2 separate regions of the Homo sapiens genome follow, and region 2 is linked to region 1. Evidence: read pairs that join two places in POLR2A ChIA-PET (ENCODE). Cell type or tissue: K562. All regions are shown on one strand. Each heading gives the region's core, and the rest is flanking DNA. Links, peaks and the distances in the headings are about the cores only. Region 1 has its middle 40 kb from the start of ELFN1-AS1. Region 2 overlaps MAD1L1 (mitotic arrest deficient 1 like 1).

The links. ChIA-PET counts read pairs that join two places held together with the same protein. Peaks named below come from ENCODE experiments on the same cell type or tissue, not always from the same donor. Only the 100,000 strongest peaks of a DNase experiment are listed, where the experiment ranks them.
Region 2: POLR2A ChIA-PET joins it to region 1 with 6 read pairs; 2 of 35 experiments call an interaction of 5 or more read pairs at or near these places.

The regions. Positions count from the first base shown.
Region 1 is chr7:1,774,704-1,789,888 of GRCh38, reverse strand. No RefSeq gene overlaps it. Among named protein-coding and RNA genes, the nearest start is that of ELFN1-AS1, 40 kb to the right of the region's middle. In K562, for the core only: no CTCF peak of the experiment used is centred there; no DNase peak of the experiment used is centred there; H3K27me3 peaks cover 165 bases.
Region 2 is chr7:1,856,617-1,871,801 of GRCh38, reverse strand. The region is part of intron 18 of MAD1L1 (mitotic arrest deficient 1 like 1); the gene reads left to right. Among named protein-coding and RNA genes, the nearest start is that of MIR4655, 20 kb to the right of the region's middle. RefSeq lists enhancers at 7,810-8,484, 9,419-10,235, 10,236-11,053, 12,673-13,479, 13,480-14,287 and 1 more. In K562, for the core only: no CTCF peak of the experiment used is centred there; DNase peaks (open chromatin) are centred at 8,513 and 8,612.

The sequences.
Region 1 (15,185 bases), core at 2,362-10,361:
GCCTCCCAAAGTGCTGGGATTACAGGCGTGAGCCACCATGCCCAGCCTCTGTTACTGGTTTTAACTTAATTCGATTGAGGTGAGAGAACACACTTTGTATGATTTGAATCTTTTCAAGTTTATTGAGACTTGTTTATGGCCCTAAATAGGGTCTACCTTCGTGAATATTCCACGTGCAACTTAAAAGAACTCATTCTCCTGTTGCTGGGTTGAACATTCTGTAAATATCAAGTCCATCGAGGTGGCCAGTGGTGATGTCCCGATCTTGTGAGCTCTTAGTGGTTTTCTGTGTGCCTGTCTGATTGGTCATTGAGAGGGCAGTGTTGAAATCACTGTCATCGATTTCTCTACGTCTCTTTACCATTCTGTTGGGTTTTGCTTCGTGTATTTTTTTGGGGGGATTTTGTTTTGTTTTTGCTTTTTGAGACAGAGTCTCGCTGTCACCCAGGCTGGCGTGCAGTGACTCAATCTTGGCTCACTGCAACCTCCACCTCCTGGGTACAAGGATATATCATGCCTCAGCCTCCTGAGTAGCTGGGACTATAGACAAGCACCACGATGCTCGGCTAATTTTTTGTATTTTTAGTAGAGACAGGGTTTTGCCATGTTGGCCTGGCTGGTCTCAAACTCCTGACCTCAGGTGGTCCACCCACCTTGGCCTCCCAAAGTGCTGGGATGACAGGCGTGAGCCACCACGCCCGGCCAGCTTAGTGTATTTTGAAACTCTGCTGTTAGGTGCATTAAAGTCCACGAATCGCTTTCCGGAGTGGGTGAGGAGGAGCCTCTACAAAGCTCCAGCTCTCTCTGCAGCTCCCTCCTCCCCAGGATTCTGCTTTGTTCTCTCCATCCGTCCTTATCTCCCTGGACCCTCAGCTCCATTTCCTCAGCTCTGTGAGTCCAGCAGCTCAGCCGGGGTCCCCCTCCCTGTGTCATGGTCTGTGAACTCTCCAGGCAGGATTCTGGAGAATCATAAGGCTCGCTCAAGGAGGGAAAAATCGGAGAAAATCTAAATGTTGTAAAAGAGATATACTTAAGAGATAAATATATGTTCAAATTATTTTTTATTCAAGCAGAGAATATAACTTTTGAGTGTCTATGTGACAGAAAGACTGACAATACATTGAGATGCAAAAAAAAAAAATTGAGTGGAGCATTTTCTCAAACAGCAATGCATTATAACTTGAAATTAAGAAGCATTTTATGATTCAGTTGCACGTGTAAAGCATTCTGCTAAATGAGTCTTGGGTCAAAGAGGAAATAAAAACTGCACTTAAACTCTGTAACGATGGAGAAAATAATCGCTGTTTAAACTTAGATCCAGCTAAGACTATGAAAAAAAAATACATAGGATTAAATGTTTTCATTATTTAACAAGCAGAAATGAAGCTAGTGGGTTAAAGACATCAAGACACATGTCAAGAAAGCAGGAGGAAGCAATACATAAAAACAGAATTTATGTGAATAATAGTTTATTAGTGACACGTAGAAACTCTAAGTTGATTCTTTGTAACTAATATTAACAGTCTGATGGCAAGTACGCTATGTGTTTTTATTTTATTTTATTTTTTGAGACAGAGTCACCCAGGCTGGAGTGCAGTGATACAAACTCCACTTGCTGCAAACTCCGCCTCCTGGGTTCAAGCAATTCTCCTGCCTCAGCCTCCCAAGTGGCTGGGATTACAGGCATGAGCCATCTCATCCAGTGAATTTTTCTATTTTCAGTAGAGACGGGGTTTCACTATTTTGGCAAGGCTGGTCTCGAACTCGTGACCTCAAATGATCCGCCCACCTTGGCCTCCCAACGTGCTGGGATTATAGATGCGAGCCACCGCGCCCGGCCACTGTGTGTTTTAAGAAGCTGTCCAGGTGATGCTCACACATGCTAAAATCTGAGTCACTGTGAAGGTGGCTTTCGAGGCAGATACACCAGATTAATTGAACACCCCCAATGTGGCGCTCCTCCGTGCCTGATGAGAGCGCCTGTGCCCGCCAGGTGCTGTAGAGGAAAAAGGGGCAGATGCCCCCAACGTGTGGCCCATGCACCGGCAGTACCAGCATCACCCGAGAGCTCCTGAGACATGCAGATTCTCAGGCCTGCCCCAGCCTGTCTTGGTCCAAAACTCTGGAGGGGGTGCTGGGAACCTCTGCTAACAAGCTCTGCTAACAAGGACTCGGATATAAGCTAAGGTTGAGAGCTCTGGACTAGAGACCCTGCAATTACTCCCTGCAAAACACCTAAATTACATTGCCAGAATGAACCTGCAAGCAACCAAAAGAAATTCTGGGAGTCCATGGACAAAATGACAGCCAGAGTCCAAGAGGCAGGAGAGGGGCTGAAGCCAGCAGATACTCGGGGAGCGAAGGTGGCTCTGACACGGCGACTCTGTCCTAAGAGGGACGGGGCACCAAGCCTGGGGACCACACTGGGAAGGGGTCAGAGAGCACCCAGCCTGAAGCCAGCATTCTGGAATGGCTGCCCCCTTCAGGAAAAGGCGAACTAGGAAACATCCTGAGCCTTAGTCGGCAGGGAAACTGTCTTAACCTTAGTACCAGGCAAGTTTATTTCTTAAATCCCGAGAGAATGTGCAGCACTGACCAGCCCTGCCACGGGCTTGGCTCCTAAATCTTCTGCTCTTTGCATGACCCCAAAATGACAAGGTGAGAATTGTAATTAATTTTATTTATTTATTTTTTGGAGATGGAGTCTCGCTTTATCACCCCGGCTGGAGTGCAGTGGTGCAATCTTGGCTCACTGCAACCTCTGCCTCCCAGGTTCAAGCAATTCTCCTGCCTCAGCCTCCTGAGTAGCTGGGATTACAGGTGCCCGCCGCCATACCCAGCTAATTTTTATATTTTTAGTAGAGATGGGGTTTCACCATGTTGGCCGGGCTGGTCTTGAACTCCTGACCTCAGGTGATCTGCCTGCCTCGGCCTCCCAAAATGTTGGGATTACAGGCGTGAGCCACCGTGCCCAACTGAGAATTGTAATTTAATGTGGATTTGTAGTGCCTCAGGAACCTGCCCAAAACAAACACATTTTCCTCTGGAGGAATATGCCTCAACCCAGGCCTTAGAGAATGTCCAAGGTCAAGTTCAAATATATATTTACATATAATATGTACAATAATATGATTTTAATAAAAAAACTACCAGAAAGCAAGACACCATGTAAAAGATCAGCCCAAATAACAAATAGAACTTGGCCCAGAAAGACCTGGGATATTGGTCTTAATGAAAACAGCATATAAAACACAACGTTTAATATTTTTAAAGACCTGAAATAGGGAAATGAAAACATAGTAAGAGAATTTAAAAACTAGGAAAGAAACAAAGTAAAACAAATATAGTCATGAATAAATCTTAAATCACTGGGAAGATTAGACAGCAGATAAATACAGCTAAACAGAGAATTAGAAAATTGGGGCCGGGTACAGTGGCTCACACCTGTAATCCCAGCACTTTGGGAAGTCGAGGCAGGTGGATCACCTGAGATCAGGAGGTAGAGATCAGCCTGGCCAACATGGCAAAACGTTGTCACTACTAAAAATATAAAAATTAGCCAGACATGGTGGCACATATCTGTAATCCCAGCTACTTCGAAGGTTGAGGCAGGAGAATCACTTGAACCCGGGAGATGGAGGTTGAGATTGAGCTGAGATTGAGCCACTGCACTCCAGCCTGGGCAACAGAGTGAGACTCTGTCTCGAAAAAAAAAAAAAAAAAAAAAAGAAAAAGAAAAAGAAAAAGAAAAAATTGGCAGACTAGAAGGTAGACCTGCGGAAAATCCACAGACTGCAGCACAAGGGCTGAACACAGACTGACACAGCTGAAGGGAGAATTAGTAGACTGGAAGTTGATATTACAGGGAATGTAGCACCAAGAAAATCAGAGGTGAAAAGACAGGCTCTGAGACACAGAAGGTCAGGGGAGAAGGTCCGGCACAGGGCTAATTGGTGCTGCAGAAAGAAATTCTGCACAGAATAGGAGAGAAGCACTGTCAGGAGGGATAATGGCAAAGGATTTCCTAGAATGAATGAAAGACATAGTCTTTCAGATAAGGAAACCCAGATGAATCCAAGCAGGAAGAGTAGAAATCCATTCAGAGGTGCCTCATAGTGGAACTGCAGAACATGACACACAGGGCTTAAAAGCTGCACCAGAGAACATACAGGTCACCCATACACTACAACAAACAGACCACCTACGACTTCCTATCACACATAAAAGAAGCAAAAAAGGAACAGGAACAACTATCTTCCAAGTTTAGACAGAAAAAAACTGTTAAAGAAAAGCTCTAAAATTGTATGCCCACGGCCAGGCGTGGTGGCTCATGCCTATAATCCCAGCCGAGGCAGGTGGATCACCTGAGGTCAGGAGTTCGAGACCAGCCTGGCCAACATGGTGAAACCCCATCTCTACTAAAAATACAAAATATTAGTTGGGTGTAGTGGCAGGTGCCTGTAGTCCCAGCTACTCAGGAGGCTGAGGCAGGAGAATTGCTTGAACCTGAGAGGTGGAGGTTGCAGTGAGCCGCGACTGCACCACTGCCCTCTAGCCTGGGTGACAGAGCAAGACTCTGTCTCAAAAAAATAAAAATAAAATAATAAATAATAAAAATAAAAAACAAAAAAGACACTCCTAAAATGTTAGTACAGGGATTGGTTGAAAAAAGAACGAAAAAATACAGTACAGGGATTGGTTGAATGAAAAAATACAGTACAGAGATTGGTTGAATGAAAAAATATGGTACAGGGATTGGTTGAAAAAAGAATGAAAAATATTCTTTTTTTTTTGGAGACTGAAATACAGTACAGGATTGGTTGAAAAACACAGTACAGGGATTGGTTGAAAAATACAGTACAGGGATTGGTTGAATGAAAAAATACAGTACAGGGATTGGTTGAAAAAATACAGTACAGGGATTGGTTGAATGAAAAAATACAGTACAGGGATTGGTTGAAAAAAGAATGAAAATATTCTTTTTTTTGTGTGAGACTGAAATACAGTACAGGATTGGTTGAAAAACACAGTACAGGGATTGGTTGAAAAATACAGTACAGGGATTGGGTGAATGAAAAAATACAGTACAGGGATTGGTTGAAAAAAGAATGAAAAATATTCTTTTTGTTTTTGTTTTTTTTTTTTTTTTGGAGACGGAGTTTGCTCTTGTTGCCTAGTCTGGAGTGCAGTGGCACAATCTCGGCTCACTGCAACCTCCACCCCCGGGTTCAAGTGATTCTCCTGCCTCAGCCTCCCGAGTCACTAGGATTACCGGCATGCACCACCAAGCCCGGCTAATTTTGTATTTTTAGTAGAGACGGGGTTTCTCCACGTTGGTCAGGCTGGTCTCGAACTCCCAACCTCATCAGGTGATCCACCCACCTCGGCCTCCCAAAGTGCTGGGATTACAGGCGTGAGCCACTGTGCCCAGCCAGGAAAATAATATTCTGATCAAAATGCAAAAAGCATTGCCAGGGATAAAGAGGTCACAATATGGCGCTGACTCAGGAGAACTACAGAAGAATTCTGAACGTGTATGTACCTATTAGGGTAACTTTAAATTTTATAAAGAAAGCAAATTACACAAGAAATGGCTACAAGAAGAAACTGATCAATCCAGCAGCACACAGGGAGATTTTAACACGCCTCCTTCAGTAATTGATAGAACAAGCAAATAAAAATCAGTAAGGATTTAGAAGATCTGAGCGACAAAGTAACAAACTTGATCCGCAAGATATTTATAGGATTCTGTATACAATAACCGGAGAATATGCTTTCTTCTCCAGGGCCCAAGAAACATTATAGAACTGACTACATATTCAGCCATCAATCAAACCTAAATAGACCTGGAAGGACTGGTACCATAGTAACAGCATTCTCTGAGCACAACGCCAAGTAGTTTAGAAGTCAATAACAATGAAAGAAACCTAAAGCCTAAAAATCTTAATAAATCTAGAAATTTAAAAACATATTTCTAATTACCCACGGGTAAAAAAGTCTCATAATGGAAATTCAGAAATACTTAAGACTAAATAGTGAAAATACCAAAAATGATCATGAATTGTAACACCATATGGTGATAAGTACTTTGTAGTCATAAACGCATATATTAGAAGAAAATCCCCTAAAAATTAATAAGTACCCAACTTAAAAAGTTAGAACAGGAAAATAATTCCAAAGAAAATGAAAGGAAGATAATAAAGGCAACCAGAAATTAATAAAATAGAAAATAAAAATACAATGGGGAGGAATTATAGAGTTGATTTTTTGGAAGAACTAATATAGCTGAACTAAACCTCTAGCAAGACTAATCAATTTTTTTAAAAAATAGAAAACACAAGAACTATTGGGATAGAGAAAATGAACATTACTACACAGGAGAGTAGAGGCTGAAAAGTTAATAAGGGAATATTATGGGCTGGGCGCAGTGGCTCACGCCTGTAATCCCAGCACTTTGGGAGGCTGAGCGGGGGGGGGGGGGGGCAGATCACCAGAGGTCAGGAGTTCGAGACCAGCCTGACCCATATGGTGAAATCCTGTCTCTACTAAAAATATAAAAAATCAGCTGGGCGTGGTGTCAGGCACCTATAGTCCCAGCCACTCGGGAGGCTGAGGCAGGAGAATGGCATGAACTCAGGAGGTGGTGCTTGCAGTGAGCCGAGATCCCGCCACTGTACTCCAGCCTGGGCAACAGAGCAAGACTCTGTCTCAAAAAAAAAAAAAAAAAAAAAATTAGCTGGGCTTGGTGGCACTTGCCTGTAACCCCAGCTACTTGAGAGGCTGAGACAGGAGAATCACTTGAATCTGGGAGGTGGAGGTTGCAGTGAGCCGAGATTGCACCACTGCACTCCAGCCTGGGTGACACAGTGAGACTCCATCTGAAAAAAAAAAAAAAAGAAAAAGGGAATATTATGAACATCTTTTTGCAAATAAATTTGATAATTAGATGAAATGGACACATTCCCAGGAAAATACAAATTCCCAAAACAGACTCAGAAGAGACATCCTGAATCGCACTATAAACAACAACAAAGATTTAATCAGTATTTTAGAAATCTTCTCACAATACAAAAACGAGGCTCAGCTTGTTTTGTGAGCAAGTTCTAGCAAAGCATTCCAGGCACAGATGATTTCCATCTTATTCAAAGTCTTCCAGGAAAGACAGCCAAAGGGAGTGCTCCCGAGCAGATTCTCTGATGATTAGAAAATCCTTGTGCCCGATAGACAAGGGTGGTAAGAGAAGTGAAGTTAATGACACTCTCTTTAATAAGCATATACACAAAATCTCTGAAACAACAACAACAAAAATCAAACCATCTAGCAGTGATGTGGGACAGGCGAGCCCCAGAGTAGGGCTTAGCTGGTGAGGGTTCTTAGCTTCGCCTAGGACAGACTACAAGGGAAAGCTGGCAGTGGGGTAGAATGAGGCAGCTTTACTGAGGTGGCGGGGTTACAGCCCCATGGCTGTTCCCACAGGGCAGGGCCACCCCGCGGGCAGTGTGTCCAGAGTAACAACTTGGGAGGAGTTCTGCAATCATACCTACACCCACTTTCTTTCTTTCTTTTTTTTTTTTTGAGACAGAGTCTCGCTCTGTCACCCAGGCTGGAGTGCAGTGGTGCTATCTTGGCTCACTGCAACCTCCACCTCCTGGGTTCAAGCGATTCTCCTGCCTCACCCTCCCGAGTAGCCGGGATTACAGGTGCCCGCCACCACACCCGGCTAATTTTTGTATTTTTAGTGGAGACAGGGTTTCACCATGTTGGCCAGGCTGGTGCCAAACTCCTGACCTCAAGTGATCCGCCCTCCTTGTCCTCCCAAAGTGCTGGGATTACAGCTGTGAGCCACTACGCCCAAACTTCACTTTCAAATATACGTAAGTTAAAGGGCAAGTTATTTAGAAATTTCTAGAAAAGGGATGATAACTTCCAGGTCACTGCCATGAAAAGGGGTGGTAACTTTCGGGTGTTGCCATGGCAATGCTAAACTGTTGCGGCGCTGGTGGGCCTGTCTTAGGGAGAAGAGCTTTCAGTGCCTCTTCTGTGTTTTAGCTAGTCTTCAATCAGGTCTGGAGTTGACTCCCACCTCCTACCTCAATAGTGTTATATGTACCGTCAAGCAATGCTCAACCCTGGGGATACATTCTGAGACATGCGTAGAATATTATATGCATATTGCTATAATGTTATAGCACCATATCTGTTTGTCTGCACGCATGTTGTTGGACGATTTCGTCACGTGTAAGTGACCTTCCACAGATCCAGTAGTGTACTCTAAGATGGCAGAGCCTACCCCATGGCCAGGCTGTACGGTGTGGCCTGTGGCTCCTGGGCTCCAGGGCTCCAAATGTGCACAGCAGGTGACAGCACTGAACGCTGCAGGCAACTGCAGCACAATACTGTATGTCTGTATGTCTCAACACATCTAAACACAGAGAAGGTGCCGTGAAAACACAGGATCAGTGACTTTAAAGTGGCGTACCTGATATGGCACTTAGCACGAACGGAGCTTGCGGGAGTGGAAGTTGCTCTGGGTGAGTCGGTGAGAGAGGGTGAGTGAGTGTGAAGGCCTGGGACGTTACTGTGCACCACTGGAGACTATTTTTTTGAGACAGGGTCTCGCTCTGTCGCCTAGGCTGGAGTGTAGTGGCACCATCTCGGCTCACTGCAACCTCTATTTCCCAGGTTCAAGCGATTCTTCTGCCTCAGCCTCCTGAGTAGCTGGGACTACAGGCGTGCACCATCAAACCCTGCTAATTTTTGTATTTTTAGTAGAGATGGGGTTTTGCCATGTTGGCCAAGCTGGTCTCGAACTCCTGACTTCTTGTGATCCAACTGCCTCGGCCTCCCAAAATGCTGGGATTATAGGTGTGAGCCACCCTTCCTGGCCTACTGAAGACTTTATAAACACTGTATACTTAAGCTATACTCTGTTTATTAAAAATATTTTTTCTTCAATAATAAAGTAACCTTAGCTTACTGTTACTTTGTAAACTTTAAAAAAATTTTTACTTTTTGGTAATACTTAGCTTAAAACACAAACACGTTGTACAGCTGTACAAAAATATTTTCTTTCTTTATTTTGTAAGTAAGTTTTTTTCTATTAAGGTTGGTGCAAAAATAATACCATTACTTTTTAATCCCATTACTTTTAATGGCAAAAACTGCAATTACTTTTGCACCAACCTAGTATTTTTGAAACTTTTTTCTACCTTTTTTTTTTTTTTTTTTTTTTGATGGAGTCTCGCTGTGTCATCCAGGCTGGAGTGCAGTGGCACGATCTCAGCTCACTGCAACCTCCGCCTCCCAGGTTCAAGCAATTCTCCTGCCTCAGCCTCCTGGGAAGCTAGGATTACAGGCACATGCCACTATGCCTGGCTAATTTTTGTATTTTTAGTAGAGACGGGGTTTCACCATGTTGTCCAGGCTGGTCTTGAACTCCTGACCTCAGGTTATCCTCCTGCCTCGGCCTCCCAAAGTGCTGGGATTACAGGCATGACCCACTGTACCCTTTTTTCTACTTAAAAAATTTTTTGTTACAAACAGAAACACACATATTAGCCCAGTATTAGCCTAGGCCTACACGGGGTCAGGATCGCCAATATCACTGACTTCCCCTCCATATCCTGTCCCAATGGAGGGCTTCAGCAATCCCTCCTGAAGGACCTGCCTGAGGCTGCTTTATAGTTACTTTGTTTTTGTTTTTAATCAGTAGTAGTATACTCTAAGATCATGATAAAAAAGTTGGCCGGGTGTGGCGGCTCACGCTTGTAATCCCAGCACTTTGGGAGGCCGAGGCGGGCGGATCATGAGGTCAGGAGATCGATACCATCCTGGCTAACACAGTGAAACCCCATCTCTACTAAAAACACAAAAGATTAGCAGGGCGCGGTGGCAGGCGCCTGTAGTCTCAGCTACTCGGGAGGCTGAGGCGGGAGAATAGCGTGAACCCGGGAGGCAGAGCTTGCAGTGAGCCGAGATCGCGCCACTGCACTCCAGCCTGGGCGACAGAGTGAGACTCCATCTCAAAAAAAAAAAAAAAAAAAAAAGTATAGGATAGTATATACATGAACTAGTGACACAGTGGTTTATCATCATTTGCAAGTACTGTGCACTGGACGTAATTGTATGTGCTAGACTTTCCTATGACTGGTGGTGCAGAGGGCTTGTTTACCCCAGCATCACGGGTGCGTACACACACATACACACACGAGTAACGTACTGCACGGTGACGTGACGATGGCCACCACAGCACCAGGCGACAGGGAATCTTCAGATCCACTACAATCTCTCATGAGACCCCTGTCGGATGTGCAGTTAGTCACTGACCAAAATGTTTCTACGCGGCGCACGACTGTGTATACATTTGGTCATAATGCTTTTCTAAAAAACAGTGTCTCACTCTGTTGCCCAGGCTGGAGTGCAGTGACACAATCATAGCTCACTGCAGCCTTGAACTCCTGGGCTCAAGTGATCCTCCCACCTCAGCCTCCCAAGTAGCTGGGACTACAGGTGCATGCCACCACACCTGGCTAATTTTTTTTTATTTTTTGTAGAGATGGGATCTTGCTATGTTGCCCCCAGGCTGGTTTCAAACTCCTGGCCTCAAGCGATCCTCCCGCCTTGGCCTCCCAAAGTGCTGGGATTATAGGTGTGAGCCACTGTGCCTGGCCCATAATGTGCTTTATCTATATAATTTGGTTATAATGTGATAGCATGATCTCTTTATGTGTGTGCCTGTATCTGTAACACATTATGACCAAATCAAGTTTATCCCTGGATTGAAACGGTGCCTTAACATTAGGAAATACATTTATACATTCTCCATAGTAACAGAATAAGGAAGGAACATCTCTGGTCATCTCGCTAGCATAGGAAAAATGCTTTTTTAATTTTGTTTTTATTTTTTGAGACAAGGGCTCTCTGTGTCACCCAGGCTGGAGTGCAGTGGTGCAATCACAGCTCACTGCAGGCTTGACTTCCCAGGCTCAAGCGATCCTCCCTCCTCAGCTTCCCAAGTATCTGGAATCACAGGTGTGCAACCACCATGCTTGGCTAGTATTTTTTAAACTTTCACTGGAGACAGGGTCTCCAACGTCTGACTGGTCAGACAGTGTTGCTCAGGCTGGTCTCAAACTCCTGAACTAAAGTGATCCTCCTGCCTCGGCTTCCCAAAGTGCTACAATTATAGGCGTGAGGCACTGCACCTGGCCAGGAAAAACATTTAAAAAAACATAATATCTATGTATCCATAATAAAAATGCATAGCAAAGGGAAGACAACTTCCTTAACCCCAAACCTCAGCCACATGGTATAGCAGCGATGACTTCTGGAAGAACACACAGGATTTTCATGAAGCTTGATGAACTGATTCTAGAATTTAGAGCAGAGTCAAGAACAGTCAAAACGCTCTTGAAGAAGCTAGGAGGGACTTCGCCTCCCAGGTCATAGGGCATATTGTAAATCTGTAGTAACTAAAGGAGTTATGTCATTCTAGTCAAAGGGACAGGATAGACTGAGAGCTCAGAGAGGCACGTGTGACTATATAAACTCGATGCATGGCAAAGGGGGTGCCATAAATCAGCAGGAGGAAACGGACATTCGATAAATGGTGCTTGGGCAACTGGTTATCCCCGTGGGGAGGGGAGCAGGAATGGTATTCAACCATCACTTCATATCAAAAAACAGAAATCAAGGTACAAACATGAGATACAAAGAGCACAAGATACAAAAAGCACAGTGTGACGCAGAAGACTCACACCACAAAGAGAGAAAGTACTATCTGCAACTATAATCACAATGAGCATGTCTGTTTATCAAAAGTCAACACAAAGAAGGTGAAAACAGAGGACGCACACTCAGAGAAGACAATTCCAGCATGCACCTAACTGACAAAGGGTTAGCGTCTAGAATGAAGACTTCCTAAAATCCAAAAGAGAAAAATGACAACCTGATGGAAAGATGGATAAAGGCATGAATAGGCTTTCACTGGAAACAACACACAAATGGCCAACGATGGTCCATCTCAAAGTATTCCAACAAATGGCCAGGCGTGGTGGCTCATGCCTGTTACCCTAGCACTTTGGGAGGCTGAGGCAGGCGGATTAGGAGGTCGGGAGTTCAAGACCAGCCTGGCCAACATGGTGAAACCCCGTCTCTACTAAAAATAGAAAAATTAGCCAGGCGTGGTGGTGCACGCCTGTAATCCCAGTTACTCGGGAGGCTGAGGCAGGAGAATTGCTTGAACCTGGGAGGCAGAGATTGCAGTGAGCTGAGATGGTACCATTGCACTCCAGCCTGGGCAATAGAGTGAGACTCCATCTCAAAAAAAAAAAAAAGTATTACAAGAAATGGAAATGAAAACTTTAACAGGGCACCATTTTGTATAGACTAGACTGACAACAATGATCACGTCTAATGATGTCCAGTGTTAGCAAGGATGTTGGTTGGCAGAGACTCTCGTGCACTGATGGCTGTTCTGAAAATGAATTTCAAATGATCTAGCCATGCCGATGATGTGATACCCTTTGGCCCAGCAATTCCGCTCCTAGGTACAGGCCCGAGACAAACTTCTGCACCAGAGCTCCAGGACAGGACAGACCACTACATCATGGTTCACAAGATCAAACCACCAGAAAAAACTCGATTTCCATGTAACAGATGAATAAATATATGGATGTATATTCATACAATGAAGCACAACACAGAACTGGAGATTAAAGAACTACAGCCATGCCCACCAGTAGATGAATCTTCAAATAATTTTGAATAAAAAACAAGTCGTAAGGGCCAGGCACAGTGGCTCACGTCTGTAATCCCAGTGCTTTGGGAGGCTGAGATGGGAAGATGGCTTGAGTCCAGGAGTTCAAGATCAGCCTGGGCAACATAACAAGACCACATCTCAACAAAAATAAAAAGAATTAGCTGAGCATGGTGGTGCGTGCATCTGTAATCTCAGTTATTTGGATGGCTGAGGCAGGATGATGACTTGAGCCAAGGAGTTTGAGGCTGCAGTGAGCCATGACTGCACCACTGCACTCTAGCCTGGGCAACAAAGACCCAGCTTATTTAAAAAAAAAAAAAAAAAAAAAAAAAAAAAAGCAAGGTGCAAAAAAACAGAATACATACACCGACACCATTTTTATGTATAATTAAAATTAACAAGTAAACACTATTTATGGATGTACCTAAAAGTAGTATCATTAGAATAATTATAAGGAAAAGCAATATCATGATAATAAAAATTAATTCAGACTAGTGGTCACCTCTGGGGTCCAGAGCATGGGATAAAAGAATGGTACAAGGCGCATAACAGGTTCCCGGGTACTTGTTCTGTTCCTAAACTCCCTGATTTTTATATCTATTTTTATATGTTATTGTATGTCAAATAGCTTTCTTTAAAAAAAAAAAGTATTAGAATTCATAAGAGCCCAATAAAGCAGTCAGCTTAAAAATGTGTATTCTGGGCTGGGCGCGGTGCATCACACCTGTAATCCCAGCACTTTGGGAGGCCAAGGCAGGCGGATCACGAGGTCATGAGATCGAGACCATCCTGGCTAACATGGTGAAACCCCGTCTCTACTAAAAATACAAAAAAATTAAGAGTGAGACCCTGTCTCAAAAAAAAAGAAAGAAAGAAAGAAAAGAAAAAAGTAAAAGGAAAGTTTTTCAATACTTAAGGAAAAAAGACAATCAACAGACAGCAGTCCCAGAATAACCCAGGTAACTTTTTTTAATTCATGAGGTTAAGATGAACAATCTGGAAGTGAATGGAAGGATAGAATTTCTCTGCAGAGAGAGAGAAACTAGAATTAAATGGAAATTTTAGAATTGAAAAAAAAAAAAAACACATTATCCAAAATAAAAAATTCATAGGATGGGCTCAATATTAGAATGGAGATGAAAAGAGGAGGCTTTGGGAAACCTGAAGACAGGTCACTATAAACGGTCCACTCTGAAGAACAGAGAGTATAAAAGATTGGGTGGAAAAGGAATAGAATCTCAGGAACCTGTGGAACGATAAGCTCGATTGTTCCTGTCATTGAAATCCCAAAAGGAGAGAAGTAATTGGAGCAGGAAATTATATTTGAAGACATTGTGGCCATACTTTTCCAAATTTGGTAGAAAACATAAATTTGCCGATTCAAGAACTCGGCAAATTCCAAATAGGATAAACACAAAGAAAACAATGCCCAGGCACATCATTATCAAAATGCTGAAAAAGAAAGATAAAGAAGCCTTGAGGGCAGCTGGAGGACGTGATAACCGTGGGAAAAACAATACCTCATGTAACTTTGGGTTTATCCTCAGAAAACACAGAAAATCAACATACTTAAGGTGCCTAAAGAACTGTCAACCTACAATTCTATGTCCAGCAAAAATATCTTTCAGGAATGAAGGGGAAATGAAGATATTTTCAGAGGAAGGAAAATTAAGAGAATTTGTTATCAGTGGACCTTCTTTTAATGAAATTCTAAAGGAAATTCTTCAGACTGAAAGGAAGTAATGCTAGAGGGAAACTGGAACTTAGGAATAAAGGAAAACCAGTAGAAACACAAATATCAGGGTAAATATAACAGAGTGTTTCTTCTTAAGTTCTTTAGAATACATATAACTATTGATAGCAAAAAATGTAACATTTACCTGGGTGGTTTTCAATGTATGCAGACATAAATATGTATGACAGTCTTAACATAAAGGTGGAGAGAATTCTCCACTTACGAAATGTAGCTGAAGTGGTAAAATATTTACTCTATGTAGACCGTGAAAAGTTGCACCATATACACTATAATCTTTAATGCAACCATTAAAAAATACAAGAAGATATAGCAAAAAAGCCAATAGATATATACAGTGGAAAACAAAAAATACTCAAATAATCCAACAGATGAATTTAAAACAGATATGACAAAAACAAAATGGAGGCTCTAAATTCAGCCATATTCATAATCACATTAAATATAATTTTTTTTTTTGAGACAGAGTCTTACTCAGTCACCCAGGCAGGAGCGCAGTGGCACGATCTTGGCTCACTGCAACCTCTGCCTCCTGTGTTCTAGCGATTCTCCTGCCTCAGTCTGCAGAGTAGCTGGGACTACAGGCGCCCGCCACCATGTCTGGCTAATTTTTGTATTTTTTTTTAGTAGAGATGGGGTTTCACCATGTTGGGCAGGCTGGTCTCGAACTCC
Region 2 (15,185 bases), core at 4,811-12,810, 79 kb before region 1:
ATCACAGGTGCAGGAGTTCAGAGTGGCAGGCGTATGTTGGGTTCAGCGTGGCAGGCGTATGTTGGGTTCAGCGTGGCAGGTGTATGTTGGCTTCAGCGTGGCAGGTGTTATGTTGGGTTCAGCGTGGCAGGCGTATGTTGGGTTCAGCATGGCAGGCGTATGTTGGGTTCAGTGTGGCAGGCGTATGGTGGGTTCGGCGTGGCAGGTGTTACGGTGGGTTCGGCGTGGCAGGCGTATGTTGGGTTCAGCGTGGCAGGCATATGTTGGGTTCGGCGTGGCAGGTGTTATGGTCAGTTCAGCGTGGCAGGCGTAGGTTGGGTTCAGCGTGGCAGGCATATGTTGGGTTCAGCGTGGCAGGTGTTACGGTGGGTTCAGCTTGGCAGGCGTATGTTGGGTTCAGCGTGGCAGGTGTTACGGTGGGTTCAGCGTGGCAGGCATATGTTGGGTTCAGCGTGGCAGGTGTTACGGTGGGTTCAGCGTGGCAGGCGTATGTTGGGTTCAGTGTGGCAGGTGTTACAATGGGTTCAGCGTGGCAGGCTTATGTTGGGTTCAGCGTGGCAGGCGTATGTTGGGTTCAGCGTGGCAGGTGTTACGGTGGGTTCAGCATGGCAGGCGTATGTTGGGTTCAGCGCGGCAGGTGTTATGGTCGGTTCAGCGTGGCAGGCGTATGTTGGGTTCAGTGTGGCAGGTGTTACGGTGGGTTCAGCGTGGCAGGTGTATGTTGGGTTCAGCATGGCAGGTGTTACGGTAGGTTCAACGTGGCAGGCGTATGTTAGGTTCAGCGTGGCAGGTGTTACGGTTGGTTCGGCATGGCAGGCGTATGTTGGGTTCAGCGTGGCAGGTGTTACGGTGGGTTCAGCATGGCAGGCGTATGTTGGGTTCAGCGTGGCAGGTGTTACGGTAGGTTCATCGTGGCAGGCGTATGTTAGGTTCAGCGTGGCAGGTGTTATGGTCGGTTCAGCGTGGCAGGTGTTATGGTCGGTTCAGCGTGGCAGGCATATGTTGGGTTCAGCGTGGCAGGTGTTATGGTCGGTTCAGCGTGGCAGGCATATGTTGGGTTCAGCGTGGCAGGTGTTACGGTGGGTTCAGTGTGGCAGGTGTATGTTGGGTTCAGTGTGGCAGGTGTTACGGTGGGTTCAGCGTGGCAGGCATATGTTGGGTTCAGCGTGGCAGGCATATGTTGGGTTCAGCGTGGCAGGTGTTACGGTGGGTTCAGCGTGGCAGGCGTATGTTGGGTTCAGCGTGGCAGGTGTTATGGTCGGTTCAGCGTGGCAGGCTTATGTTGGGTTCAGTGTGGCAGGTGTATGTTGGGTTCAGCGTGGCAGGCATATGTTGGGTTCAGCGTGGCAGGTGTTACGGTGGGTTCAGCGTGGCAGGAGTATGTTGGGTTCAGCGTGGCAGGTGTTATGGTGGGTTCAGCATGGCAAGCGTATGTTGGGTTCAGCATGGCAGGTGTTACGGTAGGTTCACCGTGGCAGGCGTATGTTAGGTTCAGCGTGGCAGGTGTTACGGTCGGTTCAGCGTGGCAGGCATATGTTGGGTTCAGCGTGGCAGGTGTTATGGTCGGTTCAGCGTGGCAGGCATATGTTGGGTTCAGCATGGCAGGCATATGTTGGGCACCAACTAGGCCGGATGTGACACATCGTGAGCTGCCACCTGCACAGCCTTCCTGCCGACAGTTCTGGGCAGCGGCTCGCATCTGGGGTCAGTCACTCTCCCTGTCTCGGTTCAAGGTCAGGCTTGTTCTGCCGTGTCTGGGCCTCCCACACCTCACCTACCAATGTGGACTCCGGGTTGGCACGGCAGGGGCAGGGGAGGCACGGGCGAGGCACCCCTTGGCTTATGAAGTGCTCCAGCCAGCCGCCTGTTGGACCCCGTTGCTTCCTGGGCTCACAGCCTGCCTTGTGGGACGAGCCTGGGTCCTCCGTCAGCAGCTGGACCTGAACCTGCCTGCCCCATGGAGGCACTTGCGGGAGCCCAGTCTAGGTGTGGTGTGGCATCACCTCCTGCAGGGACAGTCGTGATGTGTTCCATGGAGCCCACGCACGTGATCTCCATGAGGCTGTGGTCCTCGGCCCCCTCAACCCGTGCTAGTGTGACAGTGCTGATTGACAATCGTAGCTCATTACCGACGCAGGCTAATTAAATTACCCTTCGGCAGCTGGAGATGGATGGCACAGCCAGGCTGGAACATGGTTATGTTCCGTTTTGTCACGTTTTTCAGTGTTTTTTCCCGGGTCCCTGTGATACTGAGGTTGGAGAGAAGGGGAGGCAGCAAAGGCGCTGGGAAGAGGGCCCTGGGGAGGTCACCTGCTCCCAGCTGCACGTGGGCTGAGCTCTTGCAGGCCATCGCTGTGCCCAACCCTGGGCTGGGGATTTAAGGAAACCTGGGGAGTTTAGGAACCTGGACTTGGTTCTTGCCCTTGAGAGCCTATAAGGTGGAGTTCAGGGAGAGCTAAGAGCCTGCGCCGAGGTAGATGCTGGGAACTCAGAGAGGCCTCTGGGAGAGGCTGTGGGAGGGGGTCCCAGGCAAGGGGTGCTCTCCACGTGGGCTGACTGCTCCTTCCCTGGCGTTCCCCCGGGCCTCTGTGGCCCCCACAGCAGCGTGTGTGCCTTCTCCTTGAGACCCAACCCCGCCCCATGCCGGCAGCCATGGGGGCGGGCGATGGTGCCTGGGCATGGATCGTTGCTCGGATGTTCCCGTCCCGGGCCTCACCGTCCACGTGTGGCCTGGACCAGTTGCGTCGGTGCCATTCGGGCCCCACCCCAGCCTGCCGAGCCAGAGCCTGCCTTTCACAGAGCCTTGGGGGAGTCCTACACACGCGAGGGTTTGGGCTGTGCCGGGCTAGCTTTCTGCCTGGCGCGGTGAGGCGGCGCTTCCGTGCTCAGCTTCGTCCGTGTGGGGAAGAGGCCAGGTTCTCCATGCAGAGGGTTGGTGTGCCAGGGCTTGCACCGCTGGGCCCCTGTGTGGGGAGGTCACACCTTCAGCTCCTTAGCTGACATGCTGGTCTTCTGGGCGTTCCCCTGGTGGTCGTCACTGCGTCCTGTTGGCCCCTTGGTGCTGAGCCGCATCCCCAACTGTGAGAACTCTCGCCTCTGGTTAAGGCTGTGAACACGCAGTGCGTGTCACTCCTACCCGGCATGGGCTGTGCTGACTTCCAGGCAGGCCGCAAGGGTATCGCATGACGCGCTGGAGAAATCCAAGCCTAATCCCAGGACCCCAGGATGATGCTCCATCCCTGGAGGGACCTCCAGGAGCTCCCTTCCCCACCCCCTGCTGAGCCTGTACTTTCTTTGTGTAAATTATCCGTGGGGTGGGGTGGGTGGGAGGCCTCGCTGGGGAGGACAGACATGGAGGGCCCCACTCCAGCAGCACGCAGCCCGGGAGGCGCGGCCTGCGTGGGAGCAGCCCGGGAAGCGTGGTGTGTGCTGGGCGGCAGCAGCCATGGAAGTCCACGCTGCCTCCACAGTACCCAGGAGCTGGGGAGGCAGTGACTTGAAATCTCAGAGCCAATTCCTTAAAAATCCAGAAAGTTCTAACTGATTTCGGTTATCAGCAGGTGGGGCTTGGCTCCCTGTTCTGCCTCAAGGTTATCTTGGCCAAATTGTCCACCCCAGGGGCCACTGTGGGGTCAGGAGTGCTGGTGTCTGGGGGGCCACAGTGCACCTCGCTGGGCTGAATGGCAGGGTGCAGGAGGGCCCACTCTGAGCGGGCACGGCAGGGACAGTGCTTACAGAGGTCAGTAGGGGAATTACTGCTGGCGTCTGCTCAGCGCCATGTGGGGCAGGGCAGGGCACTGGCCACACAGAGGACAGATGTGGAGGGCCCCTCAGAGACGGTTGTCGCCCCGTATTAGGGAAGACGGGAGAAGCGAGCACAGACACTGCTCTAATTATGTGGCTCTCATCTGGGCAGGGACTGCCTCCGATGCATCGCCATTTATTTTTAATAAGTCGTTGGAACAACTTCAGCTCCAATTATTGTCCCAGAGCTGATGGCAGGGGCCAGTGCTCAGCCCGTCCAGTCCCTCCAATGAGGGACTGTGTCACCTCCCTGTGCCACCCCTCCCATCCCCTACAGCCACCCTGCAGGAGCTCTGCCCCGGAGGCCAGGAAGCGTGGCCCTTCTCCCTGCCTGCAGGAGGCCTCAGGCGCAGGTTCCTGGAATGGAAATTGGGCCCGAGCCACCGGTAGAATCTGGCAGAGTGCTGCTGAGATGTGCAGAAGCCTCCGCGCCCCATGGCCCACCTCGCTCCTACTCACTGCACACCTGCAGTGGGATGCATGGCCCGCTTTGCACTCTGCAGAAGATTGGGCGAGCAGAAGGGCCAGATCTGTCCCAATTCCTGCGGCCCCCAGAGGAAGCTGCTGCCACCGCCTCATCCAGACCTGGAGCTCAGGCTGCAGTGCCGCCTTCCATGCTGGACCCGCTTCTCTCCTCTACATCTTCCGGGGGGGTCCTGCGGAGGCAGCCAGCACCTCTTCCTTGTCCCACACTTCCTTGTCCCGGCATTCCCCTCCTCCATTAGCCCCGAAGGCCTCTGGAGCTTGGGCTGGGCATGAGCTTCATGTGTGTCCCTGGCATGTGGTCAGTGATGCCAGGGGAGGCCTACGGTGCCCATGTCTGTGGCACTGACCGTGCCATCCATCTCACCAGCTTCTGCCTGCCTCTGTCTCCCACTTCGCCCCAGCTTGGCCCTAGATCTCCAAGTACTGCAGCCGACCTCAGCCCCTCACCCACTGGGCCAGCAGGTGCTGCTGTGGTGACCCACTCTGCGGTCAGGAGCCCAGCGGGCCCTGTAGTGAGTGCTGCCCACTACCTCCCCTACCTCCGAGCTGCACCTCCCCATCCCTACTGCAGGAGGACCGCTGTGGGCATGGAGAGCAGGCCAGCACAGTGAGACGCCTGCAGGAGCCTGGCCCAGCCAGCGCTGGCAGCTGAGCTGCCCATCTCTCCTCCTTGGCCCTCACCGGGCCCTATGTCGCTGCCTCCTGCTGCTTCCCCAGTCATGGTACACCCTCACTGAAGGCCCTCAGGGCTCCCGTCAGCCCGTGGAACAGATCTAGTTGGTTTTCACGATGTTCCCTGCCCTTCACCCCTGCCTGCCCCCAACGCTCCCGCCAAGCAGGACTGCTCTGGGGCTGGCCGGCAAGAGGTGCCATGGCCTCTGCGTTGCCTGCCTGTCCGCAGCCTCCCGTGGCGTCTCACACCAGCAGCTTCTCTGTAGCGCTCCCTGAGCCTCCTCTTCCCCACTTAAGACCTCTCCTCAGCACAGTGCACCCTCGTGTCTCTGCCCCAGAGACTGGAACCGTCTGGAGGGTGGAGCTCGCTCTCATCTCTTGCTTCAGCCCTTTGTTCCTGGGAGCATGTTACGGCCTCAGCCTGCAGTGGGGGCACAGGGAGCTTTACAGAACCAGTTAGGGTTCCAGGAGCAGGCTCTGCAAGGCTCCACCCTTGTCTTGGAGGGCAGAGGCTGTCGGGACCCACAGCGCAAGGGCCTAGGCGTCTATCTCCTCCCACCTGGGCACCTGGCTCCCAGAGCGCACCCGGGCTCTGCACCACCAACCTGGGCACCTGGCTTCCAGCATGTACTGAGGCCCTATACTCCCAACCCAGGCACCTGGCTCCCAGTGTGCACCCGGGCGTTCTGGCCCCCCTCCCACCAACCAGCCCTGCTGAGCATCTGTGCTCCCACCCACGGTCTGTCAGGGGGCACTCGTGGTCTCTGACATGGACATCCCTGGCTATCCCAAGAGTTTTGCTTCAAAACCAGCATGGTTCTCCAGACCCAGGACCACCCCACCCTCCCCTGGGGCGCATCACGGCTGTCTGCCTGGCCCATTGCGGGCCGATGGTGCCTGTCACGCTGGCAGGCTTGTCCAGGGCTTCCCCGAGGGCCCAGTGGCTCACTAGAGGCTGTCATCTGGCTCGTGGAGCCCCGAAGCCCCCAGGCGGTGCACAGGGCCTGCAAGCAGGAGGGGCTGCCATTCGAGAGAGAGAGCAGTCGCTGTAGATCCCGTAGCAGCCGCTCTCTGGGTCTGTGCCTTTGCGTCTCCAAGGCAGCCAGTCCTGATTAACTGTGCAAACTTAATTAGTTCACATCAAAGTTTGTGGAAGGCATTCCTCAAGGGATCTTGTGTGAACAGCCTCTGGTTACCAAGAGGCCTCAATTCCACACTGAGGTGATGGTATTAATATTGAGTATCCCTTCTCAGGTCTCCAGTCCTCCCTGCATCGTAAAAAGACTCATCTTCCCATCTGGCTGCTCCGTCGCCCTGCGCTTGTAAATAATATTAAAGCAATTTCTTCTGAGGAGACTGAAGGGAAGCTTGCAGGGCAGGGTGTCCTGAGACCTCTGAAAGCTCTGCTGTGGGCACTCAGGGCTACAGCCGGGCAGCAGCAGGGCTGGGATGCCCCGGGGCTGGCACCAGGCCTGGGGGCCCCATCTGTGCCCGGCAAGGTCAGCTTTGACTCAAGGGACAGGCAGACAGGCCTTGCAGACCCCCAAGAGCTTCTCTCTGGCCCTTCTTTCCCCAAGGAGGAGCCACTGTGGAGAGCTGGGGTCTTGGTGGGAAGCCTTGGGCCCCTGACTCTGTGGGCCAGATCCCATAGGGTGGGTGCTTGTGCACGCCTCACGCATGTGCCCCCTTCCGGGAGTCCCAGACAGGATGGGCCTGGTCACCTGCTCTGGACAGGGCAGACTGGGGACAGGGATGCTCCCGGAAGGGTGTCACTAGACAAGTGAGAGCGTGGTCAGTGGGCGTGAGGTGGGGACTTGAGCTGCGGGCGTGGTAGGTGTCTCAGTGCTTCAGTGTGGCTATACTAGAGCTCCTGAGACTGCGTGGTTTATGAGGAGGCTTATTCGACACAGGATTCTGCTGGCTGCAGAGTTCAAAATTGGACATTTGCATCTGGCAAGGTCCTCAGGCCGCATCCACTCCTGGCAGAAGTCGAGGGGAGCTGTTGTGTGCAGAGAGTACGCAGCGAGAAAGGGGCGGAGTGGGGGCGGGGGGCACCAGGCTCTCCCAACAGTGGGAACCCCCTCACCCCAGGGAGGGGGCCAGTCTGTTCACGAGGGCCCACCCTCACGGCCAAACACCTCCGGTTAGGCCCCACTCCAGTATCGAGGATCAGGGGTCCACGTGAGGTCGGGAGACAGACGTCCAGGCCACAGCCCCGCATGGGGGAAGGGCACCGCTGCAGCAGTTCTGGGCATCAGCTCGTGTGGATGTCTAAGGAATATTTCCTCGTCCTGACAAATTGCCCAGCAACTGTGTCATGGGGACTTTGCAAATCCACCCTTTAAAGACTCCCGGCAGGGGGGTGTTCAGAAGCCAGAAGCAATTTGGATAATGACCCATCCAGCCCTGAGCCCCAGTCAAAAGGAAGGGCTGGACCTTTGATCTGCAGGTTCCCTGGAGCTCTGGCCAAAGGCAAGTTCCCCCGAGTCCCGTCCAGGAAAGGGGCCCCGGGTCTGCCCTGCAGGGAGCCAGTGCTGAGCTGAGACAGGCCATGAGCCCTGCAGCCGCCTCCCCTCCTCCTTCAGGTGTTCAGGTGTCTCTGCTAGCAACACAAGTGGCCAGGAAAGCGGCTCCCCAACTGTCTGACCCTCCTGGAGACCCTGGCCCGGGGTCTTTGTTCCTCTGCAAGTCCCACCGGGCTGCGGGAATTCCTCCGCAGGGCCGCCCCGTCCCCATCCTGGCCAGTTTCTCCCTCGGCTTTCCTCGGGGCCCAGGCTGGAGTGCAGTGGCGCGATCTCGGCTCACTGCAACCTCTGCTCCTCCAGAGTAGTTTTAAGCAGTTCTCTGCCTCAGCCTCCAGAGTAGCTGGGATTACAGGTGCGTGCCACCATGCCTGGCTAATTTTTTGTATTTTTAGTAGAGACGGGGTTTCACCATCTTGGCCAGGCTGGTCTTGAACTCCTGACCTTGTGATCCACCTGGCTCGGCCTGCCAGAGTGCTGGGATTACAGGCAGGAGCCACCGCGCCTGGCCTTCCTCGGGGCTTTCTATCCTTGGGCCCCCGGGTGCCTGACGGGGCTGCAGGAGCACGGGAGCCCACGGTGTTCCGGGACTGCAGGCCGGCCACCCTCCACCCAGGAGCTCCAGGGAGCGGAGGGGCAAGATGGGGCAGGGCAGGGCAGCTGAGAACACAGGCTGAGCCCAGCGCGTGGGGTGTGGGCAGGTGACGGTCTCTGCAAGCCCAAGTCTCCTCCTGGGTCTGGGGGTGAGATGTGGCTGAAGTGCTGCTCAGGGGTCAGCCTCAGTACTGGCTCCCGGGCCTTCAGCCAGGCCGTGCTGTGCGGGGGCTTGTTCCAGACCCTCCCCAGGACTGAAGTGCTGTCTCATCTTTCTCCTCACAGAGGCCCTCAGTGGACCGCGAGGTCTCCCCGCCCAGGCCTTGTGACGGCCGTGCCGCTGGCCCCGGGCCTGCCGGTAGCTGCCTTTCTGCAGCCAGACTGTTAACAGGCTCTCTGCGGACCCTCACCAGTGCCTAACTAGATCCTGGCCCCAGGCCTTCCTCCCTGCCCTCTCGGGCCTGATGAGCCGCACCCGGCATTCACCCCGCCCTGGGCTCCGCTAACCCCGTCTTCGGAGGCCGAAGGAGTGAGGTCTTCAGCCCGTGCTGAGGCGGCCTCCTCGTGCGCTCAGATCTGGACGCCACCTGGCTTGCGGGGCTTGGGGCTCCCTCCTCTGGTTGGGGGGTTGGATGGAGGGTGCGGAGTGCAGCGTCCCCTCCCAGCCTCCAGGCCTGTGCAAGACGGCCCCACAATCAGCAACCAGGCAGTGAGGAGGAGGCTCTGGGTCTCCCCAACACATGTGGGACTTGTCTGATCCCCTGAAGACACGGACTCAGTCTAGTGCCCATGGGACCCTGACATCTGACCCTGCGGGCCCCTTTCTACGGCCGGCAAGTAGCTGTGGGCCCAGAGCCCACCTCAGACCAGTAGATGAGGGTTTCGGTGAATTGTTTTGTCTCTTTTGAGTTTGTTTTCATCGTCACTCTATTTATAGCAAGCACTGTTTTTTTTCATTTTACAGCAGTGATGTAAAGCTTCCTTTTTCACTGGGCCTATTGAAGCTAATAAGGAAAGTTGGGTTAAAGAAAATACTAAGTAAATAACAGGCCTGTAGGCAGACCGTTACCTAGATGGCAGCCACTTGCTGGACCGGCCAGGGCCGATGCCCTCAGCCTCCAGCAATGCCCCCTGAGTGGATCTGATGAACTTTATTGTACAGAGGATTCTGACACTGTGAAAGGTTGAGAGACTCACACAGCTTGGGAGGGGCAAGGCAGGGAGGGAGGGATCCAGGTCGGCCCTGCTGCAGTCTCGGGACTCTCCGGCACAAATCCTCAAGCCCCTGCCTCTGGGGTCCCCACCAGACTTCATGCACAGGACAGGGACATGAGGAGGGAAGGCCTCTGTGGAGCTTTGCCGTCTTCTAGGGCACAGTTCAAACTGTGGCTGCTTCTGCCTCCCAGGGGACCCGTGGCAACATCTGGAGATATTTCAGTCCTCACAGCTGGGGCCAGGCTGTTGGCCTCTGGTGGGCAGAGGCCCGGGGTGCTGCTCGGTGTGCTGAGGAGACCAACCCGGAGTAACCTGGCTCCCGAAGTCCAGAGCACCGAGGCTGCGGGGTGCCGCTCTTGGGGACGCCCCAGACACCCCTGAGCAGCTCCCCGAGTTTCTCTGTGGAGGAAATGGGTGGGGGTGTCCAGCCATGGCTGATGCCAGAGGCTCTGCAGGTCTAGGAGGCCTTCAAGAGACTCACTTCTCTAGTCACTCTGCGTCCCCTGCATGGCGGTGGGGCTCTGAGGCTGAGGGCACACCCCAGCCCTCTACGTTCCCAGCAGCTCCTGGGCTGGGGGGCCAGGAGTCCCTCCAACCAGGGGGCAGGCGGAGCAGTGTCCCTCCAACCAGGGGGCAGGCGGAGCAGTGTCCCTCCAACCAGGGGGCAGGCGGAGCAGTGTCCCTCCAACCAGGGGGCAGGCGGAGCAGTGTCCCTCCAACCAGGGGGCAGGCGGAGCAGTGTCCCTCCAACCAGGGGGCAGGCGGAGCAGTGTCCCTCCAACCAGGGGGCAGGCGGAGCAGTGTCCCTCCAACCAGGGGGCAGGCGGAGCAGTGTCCCTCCAACCAGGGGGCAGGCGGAGCAGTGTCCCTCCAACCAGGGGGCAGGCGGAGCAGTGTCCCTCCAACCAGGGGGCAGGCGGAGCAGTGTCCCTCCAACCAGGGGGCAGGCGGAGCAGTGTCCCTCCAACCAGGGGGCAGGCGGAGCAGTGTCCCTCCAACCAGGGGGCAGGCGGAGCAGTGTCCCTCCAACCAGGGGGCAGGCGGAGCAGTGTCCCTCCAACCAGGGGGCAGGCGGAGCAGTGTCCCTCCAACCAGGGGGCAGGCGGAGCAGTGACGCTTCTGTTTAGAGGCGTGTCCTGGCCCTTGTGGCCTTTAGTCCCCACCTCAGCCCCGTTGTCACTGGGAAAGGATAGCTTCAGCCAGGTGGAGCCATGTGCCCAGGGCCCTTGCCTAGAGGGGGACCAGCCCGGTCTCAGCCCAGCCCCCACCGGACCCAGCACCTGCCCTGCTCCCCAGAGCCTAGCCGTGGCCGAGCCCCAGCCTCAGCCCCGGGGGGTCACCAGCCTCCTGCCCGTCTTTGGTGGTTGTGGTTTGAATATGGAGGCAGTTGTCCAGTCAGGGGCAGGGTGAGCGGCCGCCTCTGGGCTTGCGTGCTGGGACTTGTGCGGTACAGACTGGGTGTCCCAGTGACGGCTTCCGAGGGGAGGGGCGGGCCAGGACAGAGGTGGACTCCATCGGGGCAGCTGCTGGTACAACCACCTATAGACTAGCCCCTCCAGGCAAGACCCAGAACTGGGTGGGAGATTTGACGGCCGGCCTGTCTGCCATGAGCTGGAGCTGCCGGAGAGCCCAGAAGGCACAGGGGTGACCCAGGGCAGCCTTGAGCTGTCCTCAGTGCAGTGCCCTTGTGCTCGGGATGCTCACGGCATCCCTTCCTGAGGCCGAGAGAGAGCACTTCAGAGAATCCTGAGATGTGAGCGGAGGTCAGGCCCCGGGGTGATGCCCAGGATGATGCCCAGGGGATCCTTATTCCCTGAGGCCGGCAGCCATGTGGGTGCAGTCGCCAGTAGCCCCTGCCCTCGGTTAGGCACCCAAGGGAGCCCCCAGGCAGAGCTGGGCAGCTTCGTTTTCCAGACCTTCACTGGGGAAGAACAAAGCGTTTTGTGAGGGACGAGGGACAGGAAACAGAGGCCACCCTGCAGGTTGTCACATTTAGGGAAACAGAGGCTGCCCTGCAGGATGTCACCCCTAGGGAGACAGAGGCTGCCCTGCAGGATGTCACCTCTAGGGAGACAGGGGCCACCACAGGATGTCAGGTCTAGGGAGACAGAGGCCGCCCCGCAGGATGTCAAGTCTAGGGACACAGAGGCCGCCCCGCAGGATGTCACATCTAGGGAGACAGAGGCCGCCCCGCCAGATGTCAGGTCTAGGGACACAGAGGCCGCCCCGCAGGATGTCAGGTCTAGGGAACAGAGGCCGCCCCGCAGGATGTCATGTCTAGGGACACAGAGGCCGCCCCACCAGATGTCAGGTCTAGGGACACAGAGGCCGCCCCGCAGGATGTCACATCTAGGGAGACAGAGGCCGCCCCGCCAGATGTCAGGTCTAGGGACACAGAGGCCGCCCCGCAGGATGTCAGGTCTAGGGACACAGAGGCCGCCCCGCCAGATGTCAGGTCTAGGGACACAGAGGCTGCCCCGCAGGATGTCAGGTCTAGGGAACAGAGGCCGCCCCACAGGATGTCACGTCTAGGGAGACAGAGGCAGCCCCACAGGATGTCACGTCTAGGGAGACAGAGGCCGCCCCGCAGGATGTCACATCTAGGGAGACAGAGGCAGCCCCGCCGGATGTCACATCTAGGGAGACAGAGGCCGCCCCGCCGGGTATCATGTCTAAGGGAGACAGAGGCCACCCCGCTGGATGTCACGTCTAGGGAGACAGAGGCCGCCCTGCAGGATGTCAGGTCTAGGGAACAGAGGCCGCCCTGCAGGATGTCACGTCTAGGGAACAGAGGGAGCCCTGCAGGGTGTCAGGTCTACGGAGAGCACCAGCTGAGGGGCTGGGGCTGTGCCTGGGGCCTGTCTCCTCCCTCCTCTGCAGGGCTGCCACTGGCATCCACTCCTTGCTGGCAAGGTCCCCATCATGGGTGCCATAAGGTCCCCAGAGAAAAACATAAAGTCCTGGCACCTGGGGCCACTCAGATCCCACTTGTGGGGCTTCCAGGTGGGATGCGCTCCGCCTCGCAGCCACCTGCCCCACCTGTGGGCAGCACTGACTTTTCAAAGCCCTTTGCACGGTAGCCGAAACACATATCCCTGTGGCTCTGCCCTGATCCTTCCCTGTGCAGAATGAGTTGGAATCAACGGGGAGATGCAAGCTGGAAGGGCCGATATGGAGACGCCTGGTGAACCTGCAGCCCCAGGAGGCTGTCGTTGCCACTGTGGCCTGGTCAGGGTTCTGATCATCACAGCTGCTGCGCACCCAGCTGTCTGCCTGAGCGTTCTGGGAAGTGGCTCTTCCTTCACACCAGGGGGAGGCAGGCTGGGGAAGCCCGGCGCCATCTCCCACTGCCTCTCTCAGGCATCTGGCCCTCCTGCGTGTGGGGTTGTGTGTGGAGGTCTGCTCCGTCTCTGCAGGCCTCTCTCAGGTGCCTGGCCCTCCTGCGTATGGGGTTTGGTGTGGAGGTCTGCTCCATCCCTCCACCTCTCCCATGCAGGCCGAGTCGGGGGACGCCCCCCAGATCTGAGCTGTGTCTGGGTGGCCTTTCAGAGCCTCAGTGGAAAGGCGTGGTGGTCCAGGTGGGTTGCAAGTCATGACCTGGGCCCCCTGCCCTGACCTGGGATCTCCCAGAGGTGGTCAGGCCCTGTCCCTGAAGCCAGGAGGGGCAGAGGCTCTGACTGCCCGTGCTCGTGAAGCATTCCTGCTGGGCCTACTTTCCAGCTGGGGGCCCCTTGCCCTGGGACCCCATGGTGGCCTAGTCTGTGGCCTCTGTGGCTTTCCTGTGGGCCTCGTGTCTGTGTAGCCCATGCGTCCTCGCCACCATGTGCCCTGCGCATGTTCTCACTATCCCAGTCTGCCCTGCACTGTGGCGTGGGTCTGACCCTAGCAGCCCCGCCAGGTAGGAGGAGGCACCGCGGGCGTCCTGGTGCCGGGACAGGGTCAGCAAGACCTGAATGAGTTTCAGGGCTGACCCCAGGACGCCTGTCCCTCAGGTGTGCAGAGGTGGGGGCACCACATGGGAGCCGGAGACGCCGTGGACGCCACCCTCTCACACGCAGAGCCCCTGGGTGGAAGGGAGGCCTCAGAAACCAAGGATTTCAGAGATCTCCAAGCCAGGTGGAGGCTGAGCCAAGGCAAAAACAAAAGCCATTCATCCCCTGTCATGCCCAGAGTGGGCCAGGAACGGAGTTGGGGTCCGGCCTTGGGGTGCAACTGGCCAGCCCATGTCCCCACTCAGATCCCAGCACCGCTATCTCCTGGTTGTGGCGAGCAGGGGACTCTGCCTGTGCTCCAAGACTCCCAACACTGCCACCGACGGGCGCGCCAGTGATGAGTTCCCTGCTCTCAGCCTGAGCCCGTGCTGAGGAAAAGCAAGCCTAAGAAATTAAAGCAGCTTTTAAATGTTAGACCTACCAATTAAAAAAAAGCAGTCACATGGAAACGTGCATTTTCCAGAACTCTGTTGTTTACTCCGTCATAATTAATACAGGCAGGGAGGAAAGTTCGGGCTCTGTGGACAGCGGTTGCCAGCGTGGGCCACAGCCAAGGGACTCGGCCCTGGGGACGGGAGGAAGGGCTGCCTCTGCAGGTTCTGCAGGGCCGGGGTGGACAAGAGCCTCCCTGGGCCCCCAGCCTGGAGGTCCCCAGGCACCACCTGCCTTCCTGGACTGAGTGGATGAGAAAGACAAGGACTGGCTGGGACATCAGAGCCTCAGAGGGGGCGTCGTGCTGGCCTAGCCGGGCAGGCCTCAGATGTAGCAGGACCAGGACGTCCCCCGGCCCCTGGTGAGCCCTGGCCTTGCCCACACTCCTGTGTCCTCTTTTTTGCTCCAAGGCCCCTCTTCCTCCTGTCCAGCTGGCCCAGCCCTTCCTTGTCCTTTCCCAGGCAGCCCTGGTCCAGGGGCTCATCCTCGGGCCCAGCCCCCTCACCTGAGCCCCGTTCATCCCAGCCGCAGCAGGGCAGAAACTCAAAAGATGGCAGCGAGGGGACCGTCCTGTTCCTCTGTCTGAAAACTCAGCTGCACACGCGGGGTGGGGGACTGTGAGGAGTGCCTATGTGACAGCAGAGGCCTGACTGTGGGTCATGGGGCCAGCAAGGGACCAGGCTGTGGCTGGCTGCCTCCCGGGGCATGACCAGGACACCGGCAGGCAGCCCTACCTTGTGCCGCCCCCCGAGCACAGCAAAGGCGGGTTTCAGGGGCCCTGAGCACTGAGTCAGAGGCTGTGGAAAGTCATCGCACCCACCCTCGCCCGAGACGTGGGACAGCCGTGCCTCCTGGTGGGGCTGCTGATGAAATCCTCGGGAAGGTGCCAGTACGGTCCGCGCTCGCGGCTCTTGCCTAAGAAACCGTGGCTCTGGCTGCTGTTGGTGAGGAGTCCTGGAGGTTCCCAGAGCCTCGGGCACCGAGGGGGAGACCCTGACACTGTCCTGCCTGCCCCACCAGTCTGCTCCCCGCAGCTCCTCGTCCTCACCCGAGTGCTGCTGGAGGGTTGGCAGGAGGCGTGACCAGCAGGGTCCAGCACAGTCAGGGTTTCCTGGGGGGTCCAGGAAACAGGATGAGCTGCTGTGTGGCAGCTCATGGTCAGCTCGGTCTGAAGGCCTCCCTGGGGACACACAGGCAGCGAGGTCCAGGCTCCCTCTCCCTCCCCCAGGGTGACAGAGCCTGGGAGAGGCCCGCAGGAGTCCCTCCAGCCGTTGTGGCCCGAGACCACGTTCCAGGGTTGGGTTACGTGTGGAACGTGGAGGCACGCGGGGTGCGCGTGGGCCCTGCCGCTGGCAGGAAGCAGGGACTGGTCTGGAGCGCGGCGGGGCTATGCCATCTTCGGGGCTGTGCCATCTTCCCTTCTGGGTTTGTGGAGGAGCCGCGAGCAGCTCCTCCTGAACTTTTCTTT